2 separate regions of the Homo sapiens genome follow, and region 1 is linked to region 2. Evidence: read pairs that join two places in POLR2A ChIA-PET (ENCODE). Cell type or tissue: endothelial cell of umbilical vein. All regions are shown on one strand. Links, peaks and the distances in the headings refer to the core of each region. The heading gives the core; the rest is flanking DNA.

Region 1 (9,048 bases), core at 3,458-8,457, 230 kb after region 2:
ACATTCTTATCTCTTAGTTACTCAGGCTTATAAACCTGGTGTTATATGTGTACCCTCAGTCTCTTTTTCTTGAATTCCCTGGCCAGGATTTCCAGTCAGTTGCTAAAGTCACCTAGGTCACTGATTTAGTCATACACATGTATGTTCACATATTTTCTTATGGTCTCTCTCAGCCATTTCTTTTTTACTCCCTAGTTTAGGACTTAATATATCTGATCTATTATAATCTGCTCACTGACCCTAGTTCTAGTTTCTCTTCTAGTTCATTCTGTGTGGCCAAAAGATTGCTTTTAAAACACACATGTGATGACTATTATTTTCTTTGTCAGTAATCTATACTTCCTACCAAAGCAGTTCCTCACCCATATATTCAGGTCCCTTGCCTACCTTTTTGCCCTTTTTCCTGTGTACCCTAGATTATAGCCAAATCAGACTATTTTATTTTCCAGTTCTGCATCCAGACCATGCTAGAATTTTCTTTTCCTCACCTATTGAAACTCTGTTTCACTATCAGTGCATATCCTAAATATCAAATCTATATTGACTTTCTAGGTTTCCTTTCTATATAGGATTCATCTGTTCTAAATGTACAGCACCTAAGATAATTCCCTCCAAGTCCACAGTAGCTGTTCGTGAATTCATTTTAAACTCCCTGTCAGATATAAAACTTTGAGCTGTGACTTGGTTGCCTCCTTCAAGCAACTTGAAATTTTAGGAAATAAGTAGTAATGCAGCATAGTGTTTTAGGAGTACAGCTCAAGCTCCACCATTTGCTAGATTTGTAAACTCAGACATTGCCTGATCTTATGCCTTAGTTGTGTTATTTGTAAAGATAGTAGTTCCTAGTTCATTGAGATTGTTGTAAGGATTATAATGAGCTGAGAGGCATAACAGTCTGTACACAAAACCTGTGACATAGCAAATGCTCAAGAGCTGTAATTAATTACTTACAGAGCATAAGTGGATTGAGTTGAATGAAGTGGGAAAAATTGGCAAATTTGGTCCCTTTCATTACCCCTTGGTTCCTATTGACTTCTCGGCAGCACATGTGCTCTATACAAAATGGGGAGAGTGAACAACACTGGGAACTTGATTAAAAGGTTATAGAGGTACTCCACTATCATTTGAGTCATCCTGTGTTGGCTTTGTAAATATTCAAGGGACATCAGAATGTGGGAAAAAAAGTCATGGGATTTTTTTTTCCAGTAATCAGTTAGCCATCAGGTATTCATTGCATTCTACTTTATACTCAAAGACATCAATGTAGGATCAGAACAGATGTAAGACTTGGTGTCTGCTTTAAAAAAAAAAAACTTTAGCTTTTTGTTATGGACATGAGATTTGCACATATTAACACTATTTGAGATAATTGAAACTGGAATTAGAACTGGTAGACTATTACTGAGTTTAAGGAAGAGCTAAAATAATACAAGAAGGAAGTCTTTTCTGGACGAGATGAAAACTTGAATGTTTCTTTGAACATTGGACAATATTTAAAAAGGTGGTTCAAGTTGTTCAAGGTTTTGAATAAAGGTTTTAAAAGATTCTGGTTTTATATAACAGCCAGGAGATAAGCAAGGTGGGAGTAGAGTGTGTATTAGGAAAAGTTTAAGAAATGATAAGTAGGTCGGGCGCGGTGGCTCATGCCTGTAATCCCAGCACTTTGGGAGGCCGAGACAGGCGGATCACGAGGTCAAGAGATCAAGACCATCGTGGCTAACATGGTGAAACCCTGTCTCTACCAAAAATACAAAAAATTAGCCGGGCATGGTGGCGGGCGCCTGTAGTCCCAGCTACTCGGGAGGCTGAGGCAGGAGAATGGCATGAACCCGGGAGGTGGAGCCTGCAGTGAGTCGAGATCGCGCCACTGTGCTCCAGCCTGGGCGACAGAGCGAGGCTCCGTCTCAAAAAAATAAATAAATAAATAAATAAATAAATAAATAAATGATAGGTAATTTTTTGTCATGTCTCTGTAAATGAGACATCACTTGGAAATCTACCTATGATAATTTAAAAGTCTTATAATCATATTTAGAAATCTTGTTGAGAGTGCTTTGGCGTGGGAGTGCCCCCTTCTTCAATTTTGTTTACCTCAGCTTATACATGTATATTTATAACTCTAATTCTAATAATTTTCGTTGACTTTTTAAAAACCTATAGGAATAGATACATTTATATACATTTATCCTTTTCTGCTTAACAGAAGATGAATGGTCATCTCCGGTTATTGAATATTGCCTGTGCTGCAAAGGCTAAGTGGAGACAGGTTGTGCTGCAAAAGGCTTCCCGCGAGTCCCCTCTACAATTCAGCCTTAATGGAGGGAGTGAGAAGGGATTTGGTATTTTTGTTGAAGGAGTAGAACCTGGTAGCAAAGCTGCTGATTCAGGACTGAAACGTGGTGATCAGGTAAGGAAATAACCAACCACTTATATTCAAGCCTTCTTAAAAGTATTATGCCTGCTGCTTTTGTTCTCATCTTCCAGAAAGCATGATCAGTTTAAGGAAATATTTTTCTGAGCCTTTTTTTAGAGGTAGTATCTGCATATGGTTTATTTTTAAAAGTATTTGTCATATATTTATTACTTTTAATGGAAAATTTGGTGTAGTATGGCCAGAAATAACATGGTCTACTGAGCTCTATCAACATGACCTCCTTTGAATGGGCCTGCCTATCCTTCATGGATTAGGAAACTGTATAAGCTGGCAACTTGAGAATACTCCAGAACGATCAATATATGAATTAGCACCCTTGCAGGTTTTGAAGAAGACAGCACTTCTACCTCATAGTACTCTCAAATGTAAGTGGCTGCAGATTACTGAAGGTTATGGTAATCATTAAATTATGTTCATATGGTAACATAACTATATCCATAAGCAAAGTGAGCCAAATGGGGGACTAGGAAAAAAGACACTCTTAGGAATTTGATGGTGATTTTTATTTTTTGGTATAGGCATTAGGTAAGTATAGAGCAGCCTATTCCAAATGTGATCTGCTGGCAACTTTGTTACATAAAAAATGTAATTCTCAGGCTTCTCTCAATCCTGTTAGTCATATTGCCCACATTCTTAAGCAATGATGTCTGAACATCTGTATTTTTAACAAAGCTCTCTAGATCAGTGGTCCCCAACCTTTTTGGCACCAGGGACCAGTTTTATGGAAGACAGTTTTTCCACGGACCAGGGAGTTGGGGCTGGGGTGATGGAGATGGTTTTTGGATGAAACTGATCCACCTCAGGTCATCAGGCATTCAGACATTAAATTTTCATAAGGAGTGCCCTAGATCCCTTGCATTTGCAGTTCTCAACAGGGTTCACACTCCTATGAGAATCTAATGTCACTGCTGATTTAACAGGAGGTGGAGGTCAGGCGGTAATGCTCACTGGCCCACTGCTCACCTCCTGCTGTGTGGCCCAGTTCCTAACAGGCCATGGGTCTGTGTCCTGGTGGTTGGGGACCCCTGCTCTAGATGATTCTCATGTACTTCAAAGGGTGGTTTCCCAAATCTGCCTGATCATCAGAATCATTTAGGAAACTTGCTTTCTCCCCATTTAAAATTTTGTTCTTTCATTTTAGAATGTGGCTTTATTTTAACGGAGCCATGTTATCATTTTTTAAAAATTATGAGCTCATTCATATTATGAAAGGTTCTACACTCTAGAACAGTGGTTCTCAACTAGTGGCAATGTCTGCAGATATTTTTTATTATTATGACTTGGGGATTATTACTGGCATGTTGGTGGACAGAGGCCGAGGATGCTGCTAAACAGCCTACAATTCCCAGGACAGCTTCCACAATAGAGTTTTCTGGGCCTGACCCCAGACTACTCATTAGGAATGTCTAATAGCTAGAATCCTGTAATCAGTATATTTATTGTTCAGTTATTTGTATCACAGACACATTTAATAATCTAATTCACACACACACACACACGTGAAATCATTCTTGAGAATGAAATTTATCATGCTTTTACTTCTTCCTTCAATCTTCCCAACTACTGTTGAAATGATCTGAGATTTTAGATCTACATTATTGTTACTTTTTAACATTATGTATCTTCTGTTTCAAGAAGGCTTTTGATGTTTGAGTTAAGTTTCATAAGCTTTTAAACAAGCATTTAGACATTTACACCTGCTTAACTGATTTCATTGATCACTTTTATTTCATTTGCACTGTATATCCCCATTATTTCAACTCATTTCACAGTTGTCTTTGGTACTTCTTTTAGTACTTTTTTAAGGAACAGATGGGTGATACAGTATTATATGTTCTTGCCTTCCTGAAGATACTTGTGTTCAATAGAGCGTAACATTTTTTTCCCACAGTGACTTTTCCCTCAGAATACTAAAGTCACAGAAAGTTATCACATCAACTTAATGTTGCCCAAGAGAAGTCCAAACTCTTTGCGCTTCTTTTGTAGGTACCTTTGGGTTATCTTCCCACAATGATGTTTATAGATTCTTTATTCTTTCTTCTTGGAACAAAGAAATTTCATTGGGATATGTTTTTAAAAATAGATCTCTTTTTATTATTTTTGCATGGTACTAGATGAGACATTTTAGTGCATAGATGCAAGTCTTTTTTCAACTCTGGGAATTTTACTTCTATGGAATTTTTTTTTCTTTCCCTAATATTTTTTCACTCTTTTTCTTATCCTTTAGAAATTTTTATGTTGATCCCCTAGATCTGCTCTCTGTTCTGACTAGTTTTTGCTCATTATATCTTTTTATCCTTTTCCCTTAGAATCAGTACTTCTTGAAATAAACTGCTTCTATGATTCTGAGGTATAGCCAAATTGGGGAAGCCCTCTTGTGAAGGGTCAGCAGTGTTTACCTGGAAGAAGAACCCATTTCAGTTGTGCTTCTTGCTGTTTGGCTGCCTGATTCAATCAGTGGCAGAAAATCATATTAAATATATTTAGAGTACTCCCTTTAAAAGAATTACCTCTCTTTGAAATTCAGTAAATTTACATTGAGAATATTTGACAAATTTGTATATACATTTGCAGGCAATAATTTTTATGAGCTGATCTGCCATGATTAAATGTTTTCCTTTGTAAACCATCTGGTGTGGGTATTTTTTAAATTTCCTCAGTATGATCCCAGAGGGCATTAACTGTCAAAAAAAAAAAAGTTTATAGTAAAGAATTTGGAAAATACAACAATATAGAGAAAAAGAAAAACAGTAGTCCAGCTTCTCACAGAGATAACTGTTGTTCACATAGGAGTACATTTTATTCAAGTTTCATTTTATTTATTCACTATTAAACTTTTAAGGTTGTAGGAGTAACTAATACTGTTCTGTATTAATTTGTATTTTTTAAATACTTTTAAGATTATGGAAGTAAATGGACAAAACTTTGAGAATATTACATTTATGAAAGCCGTTGAAATTTTGAGGAATAATACTCATCTTGCACTTACTGTGAAGACCAACATTTTTGGTGAGTTTTGTTGTAAAAATTGCCTGAACTCTTTCTTCTTAATTTGGTAATAGAAAAGTCATTACAGTGGAAGAAAAGATAGTAAAATATAAACATGTTTTTGTCTAAGCTCTTCAGCTAGTTTCAGAATCTTTAGTTTTGAACTATTATGTATTCTAGAATTTTCATTTTTCATTATGTTTTTAATTATTTTGATAGTAAGTTTTAAAATAGGTGTACAGCTACCTTCAGTTATTTATGAAATTCCTATGGAGCGTGTATTATGTACTCTGCTGGAGGGATACTGAATGAAATATAGAATGTCCGGAATAAAACTAAGAAGTCATAATCAGGCATTTTTTCCCCCAGCTAGTGTGCAAATTAGTCTACTTCTAATCTTTAAGCCAGCTTTCTGAAGTAATATGAATGCCAGATTAGCTGTTTTATGGAAATAAACTGAGTAAAGCATTGACTTAAGTACTTAGTGAATTACAGATTTCTAATAAGAGCATACTCTACCTTTGTGTGGAAAAATGATTACAGTGCCTCTGTTGTGTTTTTATCATGTTTATATTTAAATAAAACCAGTGACTAAGCTCATACTTTTAACCAAATCTACTGTGTGTTTTTTTAAACTTTTAGGAAAGATTTAATGTGATTTGATTGCCTTAGACACTTTAGGATTTTTCAGAAATTCTGAAAAGAGTAACAGTAAAAATCATACAGCAATTGAAATAACAAAGAAACTTTAAGAGTCCTTATGAAGTAGGGAGGAAAACAAATCTCTCTAGGTTTTTTAGGTTACAATTTGAGAAGTAAGAGTTGGCTTTAAAAGCTATGCCTACGGAAGGGAAGTGTGAGTTTTATTTTTTTCACTTTGGCTTTTTATATTGTGCTTAGTCATAATGAAAAATGAAACGTGGGGTTTTTCCTCTTTTTGAGTCCCTTTGACTGAATTACATCATGTTAAATCTGGTAAACTGTCAATTGGCAATTTAGTATTATATTACTTTAGCATAGAATAAGTAAGTAAGCCTTCAGAATTTTTTGATTTCCTGGAGTTTCGACTAATATCTAGAAATGCCAACTTTTAGGTTAAATGAAAGAGATTTCCAGTTTCGAAAAATAAGAAAGCAGGACTTGCTCTCTTACTTTGAGCAAATTATTTAGTCTTTCCAAGCTTCAGTTTCTCTAGCACTATTTCCTAGGTTTCTTCTAAGTATCTAATACCTTTAAACCTTTTGTACCCGTCACATAAAGATTACTAACTGGTATTAAATATTCTGAATAAAAATACAGAGATAGTGTGAACCCCCATGAACTCTGGGACACAGAAAAGTAGATCTGAAGGATGCAAAAGACAGAAGCCATACCCTCAGAACCCTTTGAGTAGTGGGAAAACAGTTGGCCAACAGAACCCTAGGTTGGATATAGCAGAGGGTAGAAGTTACATGGAGCTGCAAAGGGGGAACATAGCAGTCACCTCTTTCTTCCTTACCCTAGGAGGAAAGCAAAACACCAAGGAGAAAGCTAAATACCTCATGTTTAGATTTAGAAAATGCACCCAGAGAAGAAAACAGCTGGCAATCTCAGTTTACTCTCTTTCTATTCTGGAATTTTAATTTATCTATTAAATTACAAAGGAATATTTGTAAAATATTTGTAGAAATGGAGCATTTTACTCTAGATGTGGTGATGCCCCTAATAAAGCCCTAATAACTCTGGCATTACCATGAAATAGAGTTGAGCAGTTAGGTTGTCCTGTATCAAACTTACAGTGAGGACACCTACAAAAAGGAAACCTGTGACCAGAAGACATTGGTTCAGTGATACTGAGAGGTGAAGCCAGCTGGACTTCCTGGGTCAAGTAGGGACTCGGAGAACATTTCTGTCTAGCTAGAGATTGTAAACGCACCAATCAGCACTCTGTAAAAACACACCAATCAGCGCTCTGGGTCTAGGTAAAGGATTGTAAATGCACCAATCAGCACTCTGTGTCTAGCTAAAGGATTGTAAATGCACAATCAGCACTCTGTAAAAACGCACCAATCAGTGCTCTGTGTCTAGCTAAAGGATTGTAAATGCACCAATCAGCACTCTGTAAAATGGACCAATTAGCACTCTGTAAAATGGACCAATCAAGCACTCTGTAAAATGGACCAATCAGCAGGATGTGGGCAGGGACAAATAAGGGAATAAAAGCTGGCCACCCCAGCCAGCAGGGGCAAGCTGCCAGGGTCCCCTTCCACCCTCTGGAAGCTTTGTTCTTTCATTCTTCACAATAAATCTTGCTGCTGCTCACTCTTTGGGTCTGCACCACCTTTAAGAGCTGTAACACTCGCCGCGAAGGTCCGCGGCTTCATTCTTGAAGTCAGCAAGACCATGAACCCACCGGAAGGAAGAAACTCCGGACACATCTGAAGGAACAAACTCCAGACACACCATCTTTAAGAGCTGTAACACTCAACCGTGAAGGTCTGCATCTTCATTCTTGAAGTCAGCGAGACCAGGAACCCACCGGAAGGAACCAACTCTGGACACAATACTAGAACAAACCATTCTCAGTCCTTTTATTACTTAAAACTGACGATCAGGGATCACCAAGCATAAGGAGAATCAGGATCATTGAGAGGGTGTGGTAGAGACCTAATGAGTGATCTTATAGATTCTGGAGAAAATATTTAAAGGAGAGAAGAAAAACATTTCTAGGACGCTGCACAGAGCAATTTAAAAATTTATCCCTTGAGAGGCAGAGCTTGCAGTGAGCCGAGATTGCGCCACTGCACTCCCGCCTGGGGGACAGAGCGAGACTCTATCTCAAAAAAAAAAAAAAAAAAAAATTTATCCCTTGAAACAAGAACAGGATATTAGGAAAGAATAAACAACAATCATTGAGAAAGAAGTAACTCTTACAGACAAAAACATTTGTTTGAAAGAATAGATAATAAAGTTGAGAAAAATCTCCCATACTATGGAACAAAAAGACAAAGTAAAATTAAGCTCTATTCCAGGATATCTAAAAGAAAATGTAAGGAAGAAGATGTTTAGGAAATAATAGCAGAGAATATCCCAGAGTAAAAGAAGGATGTGACTCTCGTATTTCAAAGGCCTCACTATGAGCTGAGGAAAATGTATTAAACAAAACTTGTGTCAACTTTCTACTTCCAGTATTGACTGAAGACAACTTAAAAGAGCTAGACTAAATATGAAAAACTATAAACAAACATAACAATCCAAAAAGATAGTGAAAAACTCTGGATGTGTCAAAGCCTTTTCCCACTCCTGGGACCATATCCCAAAGTGATGTCTCTTTTTCCAGGGCCATTTTCCCATCCGTAGAATAAAACTGAGAGGAGCTCCTTGATAAACTTACAGGTTTGTAGTTTAGTGCCCACCAAAGGATAAAATAGTAGCATTACAACCTTTGTTAGGATTGAGACTTTGAAAACCTCTCTCTGAAGTGGATGTGCGCTGTACCTAACTGACCATCTAGGTGACCAAGAAAAACTTACAGTTTTGGCCCTGGACTTAGATTATAGGTGCCTGACAAAAGAAAATAAATATGTTCTTTAGAGGATACTAACAGCAACTTGTTATTTCTAAAAATAATTTTTTAAAAACAGAGT
Region 2 (11,841 bases), core at 2,782-7,781:
GACAAGAAGTAACTAAGATGAGAGCAGAACTGAAGGAGATAGAGACACAAAAAACCCTTCAAAAAATCAATGAATCCAGGAGCTGGTTTTTTGAAAAGATTAACAAAATAGACCACTAGCCAGATTAATGAAGAAGAAAAGAGAAAAGAATCAAATAAACACAATAAGAAACGTGTTGATCCCACAGAAATACAAACTACTATCATAGTTTGTACACAAATAAACTAGAAAATCTAGAAGAAATGGATAAATTCCTGGACACATACACCATCCCAAGACTAAACCAGGAAGAAGTCAAATCCCTAAATAGACCAATAGCAAGTTCTGAAATTGAGGCAGTAATTAATGGCCTGCCAACCAAAAAAAAGTCCAGGACCAGACTGATTCACAGCCAAATTCTACCAGAGGTACAACGAGGAGCTGGTGCCATTCCTTCTGAAACTATTCCAATCAATAGAAAAAAAGGAAATCCTCCCTAACTCATTTTATGAGGCCAACATCATCCTGATACCAAAACCTAGCAGAGACACAACAAAAAAAGAAAATTTCAGGCCAGTATCCCTGATGAACATCAATGGGAAAATCCTCAATAAAATACTGGCAAACTGAATCCAGCAGCACACCAAAAAGCCTATCCACCACGATCAAGTCGCCTTTGTCCCTGGGATGCAAGGCTGGTTCAACATATGCAAATCAATAAATGTAATCCATCACATGAACAGAACCAATGACAAAAATCACATGATTATCTCAGATGCAGAAAAGGTCTTCGATAAAATTCAACACCCTATCATGCTAAAAACTCTCAATAAACTAGGTATTGATGGAATATATCTCAAAATAATAAGAGCTATTTATGACAAACCCATAGCCAGTATCATCCCGAATGGGCAAACGCTGGAAGCATTCCCTTTGAAAACCAGCACAAGATAAGGATATCCTCTCTCACCACTCCTATTCAACATAGTATTGGAAGTTCTGGCCAGGGCAATCAGGCAAGAGAAATAAATAAAGGGTATTCAAATAGGAAGAGAGGAAGTCAAATTGTTGCTGTTTGCAGATGACATGATTGTATATTTAGAAAACCCCATTGTCTCAGGCCAAAATCTCCTAAAGCTGTTAAGCAACTTCAGCAAAGTCTCAAGATACAAAATCAATGTGCAAAAATCACAAGCATTCCTATACACCAGTAATAGACAAACAGCCAAATCGTGAGTGAACTCCCATTCACAATTGCTACAAAGAAAATAAAGTACCTAGGAATCCAACTTACAAGGTATGTGAAGGACCTCTTCAAGGAGAACTACAAACCACTGCTCAAGGAAAAAGAGAGGATACAAACAAATGGAAGAACATTTCATGCTTATGGATAGGAAGAATCAGTATCGTGAAAATGGCTATCATGCCTATAGTAATTTATAGATTCAATGCTATCCCCATCAATCTACCATTGATTTTCTTCACAGAATTAGAAAAAACTACTTTAAATTTCATATGGAACCAAAAAAGAGCCTGTATAGCCAAGAAAATCCTAAGCCAAAAGAACAAAGCTGGAGGCATCACGCTACCTGACTTCAAACTATACCACAAGGCTACAGTAAGCAAAACAGCATGGTACTGGTACCAAAACAGATACATAGACCAGTGGAACAGAACAGAGGCCTCAGAAATAATGCCACACATCAACAACCATCTGATCTTTGACAAACCTGACAAAAACAAGCAATGGGGAAAGGATTCCCTATTTAATAAATGATGTTGGGAAAACTGGCTAGCCATATGCAGAAAACTGAAACTGGATTCCTTCCTTACACCTTATACAAAAATCAATTCAAGATGGATTAAAGACTTAAACGTAAGACCTAAAACCATAAAAACCCTAGAAGAAAACCTATGCAATACCATTCAGGACATAGGCATAGGCAAAGACTTTATGACTAAAACAGCAAAAGCAATGGCAACAAAAGCCAAAATTGACAAATGGGATCTAATTAAAGAGCTTCTGCACAGCAAAAGAAACTATCATCAGAGTCAACAGGCAACCTGCAGAATGGGAGAAAACTTTTGCAATTAGCCCATCTGACAAAGGGCTAATATCCAGAATCTATAAGGAACTAAACAAATTTACAAGAAACAAACAACCCCATCAAAAAGTAGGTGAAGGATACAAACAGACACTTCTCAAAAGAAGACATTTACACGGCCAACAAACATGAAAAAAAAGCTCTTTATCACTGGTCACCAGAGAAATGCAAATCAAAACCATGATGAGATAAGCATCTCAAGCCAGTTAGAATGGCAGTCATTAAAAAGTCAGGAAACAAAAGATGCTGGATAGGATGTGGAGAAATAGGAACACTTTTACACTGTTGGTGGGAGTGTAAATTAGTTCAACCATTATGGAAGACAGTGTGCCAATTCCTCCAGGATCTAGATCCAGAAATACCAGTTGACCCAGCAATCCCATTACTGGGTATGTACCCAAAGGATTATAAATCATTCTAGTATAAAGACACATGGATACATATGTTTATTGCAGCACTATTCACAATAGCAAAGACTTGGAACCAACCCAAATGTCCATCAATGATAGACTGGATAAAGAAAATGTGGCACATATACACTATGGAATACTGTGCAGCCATAAAAAAGGATGAGTTCGTGTCCTTTGCAGGGACATGGATGAAGCTGGAAACCATCATTCTCAGCAAAATAACACAAGAACAGAAAACCAGCACTGCATGTTCTCACTCATAAGTGGGAGTTGTACAGTGAAAACACATGGTCACAGGGAGGGAAACATCACACACCAGGACCTATTGGGGGGTGGGGGGCTAGGGGGAGGGATAGCATTAGGAAAAATACCTAATGTAGATGACAGGTTGATGGATGCAGCAAACCACCATGGCACTTTTATACCTATGTAACAAGCCTGCACATTCTGCACATGTATCCCAGAACTAAAAAGCATAATAATAATTTTTTTTAAATGTATATAATTTCAGGTAAGTGGAACATTGTCTTTGAGTTACACAGGGTTTAACAGATTATTAGCTTCCAGGAATGAGTACTTAGAATAGACCTTTTAAATAAGGCATTTTAAAATAGACAATAATGATAATAGCATCCTTTTAATTATAAGCTTCATTGTAGATTATGTCACATTAAAATACATACCTTGCCAGTCACATTCATGGTAACTATTTAGTATATGTTAGAACAGACAAAGAGAACCTTAGTAGTAAACTATATGGTGTCATAAAATTCACATAGCAATTTATTAATATTTTTACTGTATTTTGCTTTCTGGGGATTATTTTATTTGTATAATAGTAAAATCTATAAATAAATGCCTTGGTATTTAAATTTGTATAGCTTGCTTAATACAAGAAATAAGAAATTCAGTCAAAATAACAATGGAGTTAGACACATTATGGTAAAAATGAGCTTATAAGGGAAGGCTGCCATGTCTATCATTAGCCAGAAGTAATTTAGGTTGCCAAGTAATACTGGCATTGATTTTTTAAATAGCTATTTTATCATTAAAAAAATTTTCTGCTCCTTTTCTGAAATGTTGTTCTCAGTACCCAAGCCTCTATGTCTTAAAATAAAAATTTGATCTTAACCAAATCTCAAGAATAAATTAGTTGCTTTGTATATTAGTAACCTAGGTATGACAGAAATGACTTTTTTCTTAAAAATTAACTTTGTGGGCTGGGCGAGTTGGCTCACACCTGTAATCCCAGCACTTTGGGAGGCCAAGGTAGGTGGATCACGAGGTCAAGAGATTGTTATCATCCTGGCCAAAATGGTGAATCCCTGTCTCTACTAAAAATACAAAAATTAGCTGGGTATGGTGGTACGCACCTGTATTGCCAGCTACTCGGGATGCTGAGGCAGGAGAATTGCTTGAACCCAGGAGGCGGAGGTTGCAGTGAGCCGAGATTGTGCCATTGCACTCCAGCCTGGGCGACAAGAGCAAGACTTCATCTCAAAAAAATGTGAAACTGATATAAAAATAGCCATGTATTAAAAAATGTGTTGCTACTTGAAGGTGTCTTTTTAAAGAAAAGTACAAATATTTAAACGTGGATTATCTTAACCCTAATAATAGGACAATTTAAGATAGGTAGTAAAGAGATAAAGGAGTAAAAGAGTCACATGATAAAACGAAAAACAGTGTGCAGCTGTATATCCTGGTCTCCAGTTGTAAAATGGGGATTCTCTTCACTTTATGGTTATTAGAATTTTCCTAAATATTTTAGAAACCATTTATTTTTTGATTTTATATAATTGCATCAGTTAAGAATGGTATTGGGACACTCTCTAAACAGTGGCTTAAACAAATTAGGGGTTGCGTTGCTGACATACATGATAACCCTAAAAGTGTACTATCTAGGTATGATACTGGGCTTCCAGATACCCTCAGAGACCATGGTTCCCTTATCTTTCTACTTAGAGTTAGTGTGTACTTGTTGCATTGTTGTTATAATATGACATCTCCATCTGTAGTGACTTCCATTTACATCTTACTGACCAGGCCTGTGTCAAATGCATGTAAATGAATAGTTCTGAAAATTGCTACTTCAACCATAACACTGATCTTTTAAGTATAAAAATTATTCTAAATCTCCTATCTTCAAGTGAGGCTGTGAAATGAAATTTTTTTCATTTGTGCACATTACTGCCCTAAAACAAACTGGACTTCAAAAAATGAGGAAGAATTAGAGAATAGATACTTGGTAGGTAAAAAGTGATATTTGCCATGATATCTAAATAGTAACCAAATGGATAAGCTCAATCTTTAACTATTGTCTGACTCCTGTGAAGACAAAGAATAATGAAAGAGAATAACTTTTTAATCAGGAGGTTCTTTGGAAACAAGACATTATAATGTTTCAAGGAAGTCTTGCTCTGTCGCCCAGGCTGGAGTGCAATGGCGTGATCTCCACTCACTACAACCTCTGCCTCCTGGGCTCAAGCGATTCTCCTGCCTCAGCCTCCCGCGTAGCTGGGATTACAGGCATGCACCACCATGCCCAGCTAATTTTTTGTATTTTTAGCAGAGATGGGGTTTCACCATGTTGGCCAGGCTGGTCTTGAACTCCTGACCTTGTGATCCTCTCGCCTAAGCCTCCCAAAATGCTGGTATTACAAGCGTGATCCACCGCGCTAGCCTCAAGGAAGTCTTTAAAAAAAAAATTGTGGGAAGAACATGAGATCTACCCTCTTAAATTTTTAAGTGTACAATGAATTGTTTTCTACATGTACAGTGTTACACTATAGATTTCTAGAGCTTATTCAAATTGCTTGACTGAAATTTAATGCCATTGATTAGTAACTCCCCATTTCCCCCTCACCCCAGCCCCTGGTAACTACCATTCTACTCTTTGATTCTGTAAATTTGGCTATTTTAAATACCTCATATAAGTGGAGTATTTATCTTATCATGCAGTATTTATCTCTTTGTGACTGGCTTATTTCATTTAGCCTAACGTCCTTAAGATTCATCCGTGTTGCGTGTTGCAGAATTTTCTTCTTTTTGAAAACTGAATAGTGTTTCATTCTATGTATTTATTATATTTCATTTATCCATGCATCTGTCAGTGGACATTTAGGGTTATTTTCACATCTTGGCTATTGTGAATAGTGCTGTAATGAATATAGGAGTGCTAACATCTCTTTGAGATCCTGATTTTAATTATTTTGGAAAAATGCCCAGAAGTGGAATTGCCAGATCACATGGTAGTTCTATTTTTAATTTTTGGAGGACTTGCCATGTTGTTTTCCATAAGTACAATACCATTTTGCATTCCTACAACAATGTGCAAGGGCTCCAGTTTTCCCACATCCTCACCACTTGTTGTCTTTGCTTTTTTGATTATAGCCAACCTGACAGGTTTTGTGGTTTTGATTTACATTTCTCTGATTAGAAATGTTGAGCGTTTCTCCTGTATCAGTTGGTCATTTGTATGAATTCTTTGGAGAAATGTTTATTCAAGACCTTAATTGCGTTATTAGTTTTTACTATAGAGTTGTAGGGGTTTCTGGTACATTTTGAAGCCAAATCCCTTATCAGATACATGGTTTGCAAGTATTTTTTCCCATTCCATATTTTATCTTTTCCCATTCCATATTTTATCTTTTTGCCCTCTTGATTATTTTCTTTGCTGTGCAGAAACATTTTAGTTTGATGTAGTCCCACTTGTCTGTTTTTGCTGTTGTTACCTGTGCTTTGGGTGTCATATCTGTGAAATTATTGCTAAGACCAATGTCATCAAGCTTTTCTCCTGTTTTCTTCTGGGAGTTTTACAGTTTCAGGTCATACATGTAAGCCTTTAATCTATATTCAGTTGATTTTTGTGCATGATATAGGACACCAGTTTTATTCTTTCGCATGTGGATATCCAGTTTTCCAAGAAGCATTTGTTAAGGAGACTATCCTGTCCCCATTGTGTATTCTTAGCACCCTTCTTGAAGATAAGTTGACTGTATACATGTAGGTTTATTTCTGGGCTGTTTGTTCTGTTCCATTGGTCTATATGTCTGTCTTAATGTCAGTACCTTACTGTTTTCACTACTGTAGCTTTGTAGTATAATTTGAAATCAGGAAGTGTAATGCCCACCAGCTTTGTTCTTTTTCAAGGTTGATTTGGCTGCTGCTTCTTGAAGAAGAAGGTTGTGGTCTTCTGTGGTTTCATGTGAATTTTAATATGTTTTTCTGTTTTTGTAAAAAATGCCATTAGGATTTTCATAGGCATAGTATTGAAACTGTAGATCACAGATATGTCTTTACAGAAATACAAAATAGATATAAATTGCCCCATTTATGGATGCTTCTTATATACAACAGGAGTAGTAAAAATTATTCTGCATATTCTTTGAATTTCACTTATTATCTATCCTGGAGAAACATTGCATATGCATAAGATGTGGTTAAGAATGCCTGCTTTTGCATTATTGGTAATAGCAAAAATCTGGAAGTGACTTAAATGCCCGTGAGTAAAGGGAACTGGTCTGACAAACTGTAGTATTTTCATACAATAAAATATTGTACAGCTCTTAAAAGGAATTAGTCAAATTTATGTGTAACAACATGGTTACATCAAGAAAACATTTTAAAAGGAAGAAAATCGAGTTGCAGAACAGCGTATACAGTGTAGAAGTACAACTCTTAATGTAGAATAACTATATCAAGAATTTTTAATAAAAATCAACATATGAAATAGTCATAAGCTTTTAATTAACACAGTTTGTTAATATGTGGTTATTGTTTAGGGTTCTCGGTGCTCTTCTGATGCCAATATGCTTGGAGAGATGATGTTTGGCTCAGTAGCAATGAGCTACAAAGGATCCACCTTAAAAATTCATCAGATTCGGTGAGAGGTTTTCTGATTTTTTTTTAACGAGTCCCATTTTTAGATATTTTCGTTTTTTTAGAGAGAATTTTATATGATCTTCACTCAGATTGAGCTTGTCATACTCCATTTAACATGTTCTATGGTTTTAATGCTACTTCATGGCTCTTGCAGCTATGCTGTGAAACCTCTGTGACTTACACATTTTTATTTATAATAAATCCAAAAGGTCATTATATTTTAGTTTTGGTCTCTCTCTTTCTCTTTTTCTTCATAGTTCCCCTCCACAGCTCATGCTCAGCAAAGTGTTTACTGCTCGGACTGGCAGCAGTATTTGTGGGAGTCTCAATACGTAAGTGCTTATGGATACAGGGGGAAATGTATCACTTTAGATGTGCAAAGTATGAAAACTAACCAACTGCTTTTAGGACTGCAGCACAAGTTCAGATTTTCTGTCTTTCCTTAAGTTTAAAAGTTCATGGAAGCCAGATTTCACTCTTAATTGAGTTTAGTTGAGAAACATGAGATGTGGTTTCTGTTTCTGTGAATTGCTAGAAGCAGTATCTGGAAGTAGAATGTTGAATGGATTTCCGTCTTAGGGCAACATGCTGATTTTTCAGTTTTGCGGTACCACGCTGAGTTACCTGAGTTACCACAATCTGTAGGGTTGGTGCTCTTCAATTTTCAGATCCCCTACGAAATTAACCCTAAAGACAGGACTGACCTAGGTCAGCCATACTGATATTGCACATATACACTATATAATGATAGCCACCAGGGTATTACAAGCTATTAATGCAAAGATTAGAATAGTGAAGCTGAAACAAAGGCAGGCCTGGTGTCAGGATCATGGGCCATGTGCCAGAACCTAGTAAATTACTGGGGCTAAAGTTAGGCAGTGGAAGACCCCAGAGAGAGATTTTGCAGGTGCCATATCAGAGCAAGACTCATTGGCTAGTCAGAGCCCCTGGGGGTAACCCAAGGTCAAAGGCAGCAAGGAAGCTACTCCAGACTACAGAAATTCTGTAGAGCCCCCATTAATTGTTAATGCCTTAAAAAGACCTGTTTGGAAGAGTTTTATTAGCTAAGTTTCTAATACCTGTAACTCTTTGGAAGGAAAGTGGGAGGTAGTCTTTTTTTTTTTTTTTCGAGATGGAGCCTCACTGTGTCACCACGGTGGAGTGCAGTGGCGTGATCTCAGCTCACTGCAACCTCTGTCCTGGGTTCAAGCGATTCTCCTGACTCAGCCTCCAGAGTAGGTGGGACTACAGGCGCAGGCCACCACGCCCGGCTGACTTTTTTTTTTTTTTGTATTTTTAGTAGAGACAGGGTTTCACTATGTTGGCCAGGCTGGTGTCAAACTCCTGACCTCAAGTGATCTGCCTGCCTCGGCCTCCCAAAGTGCTGGGATTACAGGCATGAGCCACCATGCCCGGCCATGGGGGGTATCCTTTAAAATATTATGGATGCCTTAAAAAATATTGAAGCCAAAAATACTGATTTTTAAAAGTAGAAATTAGAGATCTACTAAAGTAGAAATTAAAGATTCCATGTTGGAATCACTGATGTTAGCCATAATCACCAGAGTTTTTTCACCTTTTCTAAGTTCTGATAATTCCTAAAATCTCTAGAAAGGATATTTTGCACTAAAAGCATAAAGTACTTTTATTTTTCTTATCCTGAAAGAGACACTAAAAGAAGTGATATAGGTTATTTGTAATATATTACAGTAAAGATAGTTTTTGGATATTTGCCTAATGATTTATTCTCCTCTTCTTCCTCCTAGCTTCCACCTCTCCCTAACAGATAATTAGAAAATATTTTTAGGTCTAAAATATGAGGGGAAACCTTGTTTGTAATCTAAATCAGGTTCAGCAACTTCTACTTTAAAGATCCAGATAGTAAATATTTTTTGGCGCAAAGACTTGGAACCAACCCAAATGTCCAACAGTGATAGACTGGATTAAGAAAATGTGGCGCATATACACCATGGACTACTATGCAGCCATAAAAAAGGATGAGTTCATGTCCTTTGTAGGGACATGGATGAAGCTGGAAACCGTCATTCTCAGCAAACTATCACAAGGACAAAAAACCAAACACCACATGTTCTCACTCATAGATGGGAGTTGAACAATGAGAACACATGGACACAGGAAGGGGGACATCACACACTGGGGCCTGTCGTGGGGTGGGGTGAGGGGGGAGGGATAGCATTAGGAGATATACCTAATGTAAATGACAAGTTAATGGGTGCAGCACACCAACATGGGACATGTATACATATGTAACAAACCTGCACATTGTGCACATGTACCCTAAAACTTAAAATATAATAATAAAAAAAAATATATATATATTTTTTTGGCTTTGTGAGCCAGACAATGGGTTGTAGTTTCTCAGCTCTGCTGTTGCAGCATCAAAGCATTCATACACAGTATATAAATGAATGGGCATGGCTGTGTTCCAATAAAACTTTATTTACAAAAAGAGGCAGCAGACTAGATCTGGCACTCCAGGCTATAGTTTACCAACCTCTGATTTAAATGATTATGTTAGTTAATTTGTAATGCTAATAGGAAGAAACTGTTTTTGCACTTAAAATTTCATCAGGATGTACAAAGAATTGTCCTTAAACCATAAAATGAATTTGGAATTAATTTTCTTCTCACCCTCCATAGGCTACAAGATAGTCTTGAATTCATCAATCAGGACAACAATACATTAAAGGCTGATAATAACACAGTTATTAATGGACTGCTTGGAAATATAGGTAAATGGTTCCTTTGATTTTATAAGTTTAAAAAATACTAGCAGGGTAACAAGTGTTTTTTGAAGTTATTCCTTAATAATGCAGATCTGTCATGATAACAAAGAATTTCAAATACTGTAAGTGGAAGAGGCATTTAAATTGCCAGTATGTATAACATTTATTTGGAAAACATATTTTTCATATATTTGAACACAATATTTATTTTGTATCTGATAAAGAGTACTGCTGTAGATATATCTAATTTGTCTTCATTGTTTTTCGTTGTTAAATTTGATGCATCTTTGAAAGGTGTCAGTGATAAGAAAAGCCCTTAGTAGTTCTTTTGGCTATTTCAGCTGAGGAAGACTATTACACCTTCTTCCTTCTGTCTTCCATAACCATAAAAGTTATTTTAAAATGATGCTTGTTTTTGTGACCTGTAACTCAGATGAGCAGATGTTCAAATTTGATGTTTCTTAAAAGATTTATTAGAATAACAATTTATTTAGTACTTTGGTTAGCTGATTGTTGTTATTTAAGTACCACATTTTAAAGTGACAGACTTTCTAAAATTTCTGGTCATTTTTTCTAGACAGCTCAACTGAACTGCTGCTGTATTGCGATACTTCTGGTGCATAAAAAGCTATGTAGTAGCCAAGGGAATGGGATAGCAATTAGAATAGTATTAATATTTCTTCCATTTTCTGTTTAGTAAGAACTTTTATTTATAATTAATTTTAATAAATATTTGTTATATATTAGTAGAAAAGTTTTTTCTTCCAACTTGAACTGTATGACATCCTATTATTTATTTTTTATAATTTGTGTTTATTCAAATGAGCAATCACTTATAAAACACCTATTACTGTGGGCTAGTCATAGTGTTAGGCATATACTTTATAATGTGTGTGTGTTATAGAAAAATAGAAGTTCTGCATTTTCTTAACTCGTTTGATTACTTCATTGATTTTAATAAAGGAAAAATGTGACAAAGAAATAACGAAATCTCTTTTCTTTATAATTTGATACTTTTCAAAGCTCAAGGGGCTTGTTGAAAGTTGAAAGTAATTATGGGTTTTTTTTGTTTGTTTTTGTTTTTTGATATGGAATCTCACTCTGTCACCCAGGCTGGAGTGCAGTGGCGTGATCTTAGCTCACTGCAACCTCTGCCTCCCGGGTTCAAGCGATCCTCCTGCCTCACCCTTCCAAGTAGCTGGGACTGCAGGCACGCGCCATCACACCCGGCTGATTTTTGTATTTTTAATAGAGACAGGGTTTTGATGTGTTGGCCAGGCTGTTCTCGAACTCCTGACCGCAGGTGATCCACCCACCTCAGCCTCCCAAGGTCCTGGGATTACAGGTGTGAGCCACCGTGCCCCAGCCAAAAGGAATTCATTTTAACAACACAAATCCATTATTACTTATAAAGGTAAATTATACTATAGAGGTTAGATATACTTGTCTTCACTTTTAATATAGAGTAGAAAATCCATTTTACATACTACTGACTTTAAATAATGAGCAACATTTACTTGCACTCTTTTAATTGTGAATCAAGGATTTTTTGTGTGTGTGTCTACCATTTCTTATTTTCTTTCAATTTCCAATCAATCAGTCAATCAATCAATAAGTATGTGGTGAGCACCTGTAATATACCAAGCACTCTGCTTGGCCCTGAAGATGCAGTGGTGAACCAGACACAGTTCCTGCCTCAATGGATTTATAGTGAGT

The links. ChIA-PET counts read pairs that join two places held together with the same protein. Peaks named below come from ENCODE experiments on the same cell type or tissue, not always from the same donor. Only the 100,000 strongest peaks of a DNase experiment are listed, where the experiment ranks them.
Region 1: POLR2A ChIA-PET joins it to region 2 with 5 read pairs; 2 of 35 experiments call an interaction of 5 or more read pairs at or near these places.

The regions. Positions count from the first base shown.
Region 1 is chr5:131,485,941-131,494,988 of GRCh38, reverse strand. It overlaps RAPGEF6 (Rap guanine nucleotide exchange factor 6), which reads left to right. Exons shown (of 28, transcript NM_016340.6): 14 at 2,204-2,407; 15 at 5,335-5,443. Among named protein-coding and RNA genes, the nearest start is that of RAPGEF6, 140 kb to the left of the region's middle. In endothelial cell of umbilical vein, for the core only: no CTCF peak of the experiment used is centred there; a DNase peak (open chromatin) is centred at 6,308.
Region 2 is chr5:131,714,855-131,726,695 of GRCh38, reverse strand. FNIP1 (folliculin interacting protein 1) reads left to right here. Exons shown (of 18, transcript NM_133372.3): 4 at 7,279-7,379; 5 at 7,636-7,710; 6 at 10,040-10,131. Among named protein-coding and RNA genes, the nearest start is that of FNIP1, 76 kb to the left of the region's middle. In endothelial cell of umbilical vein, for the core only: no CTCF peak of the experiment used is centred there; a DNase peak (open chromatin) is centred at 5,755.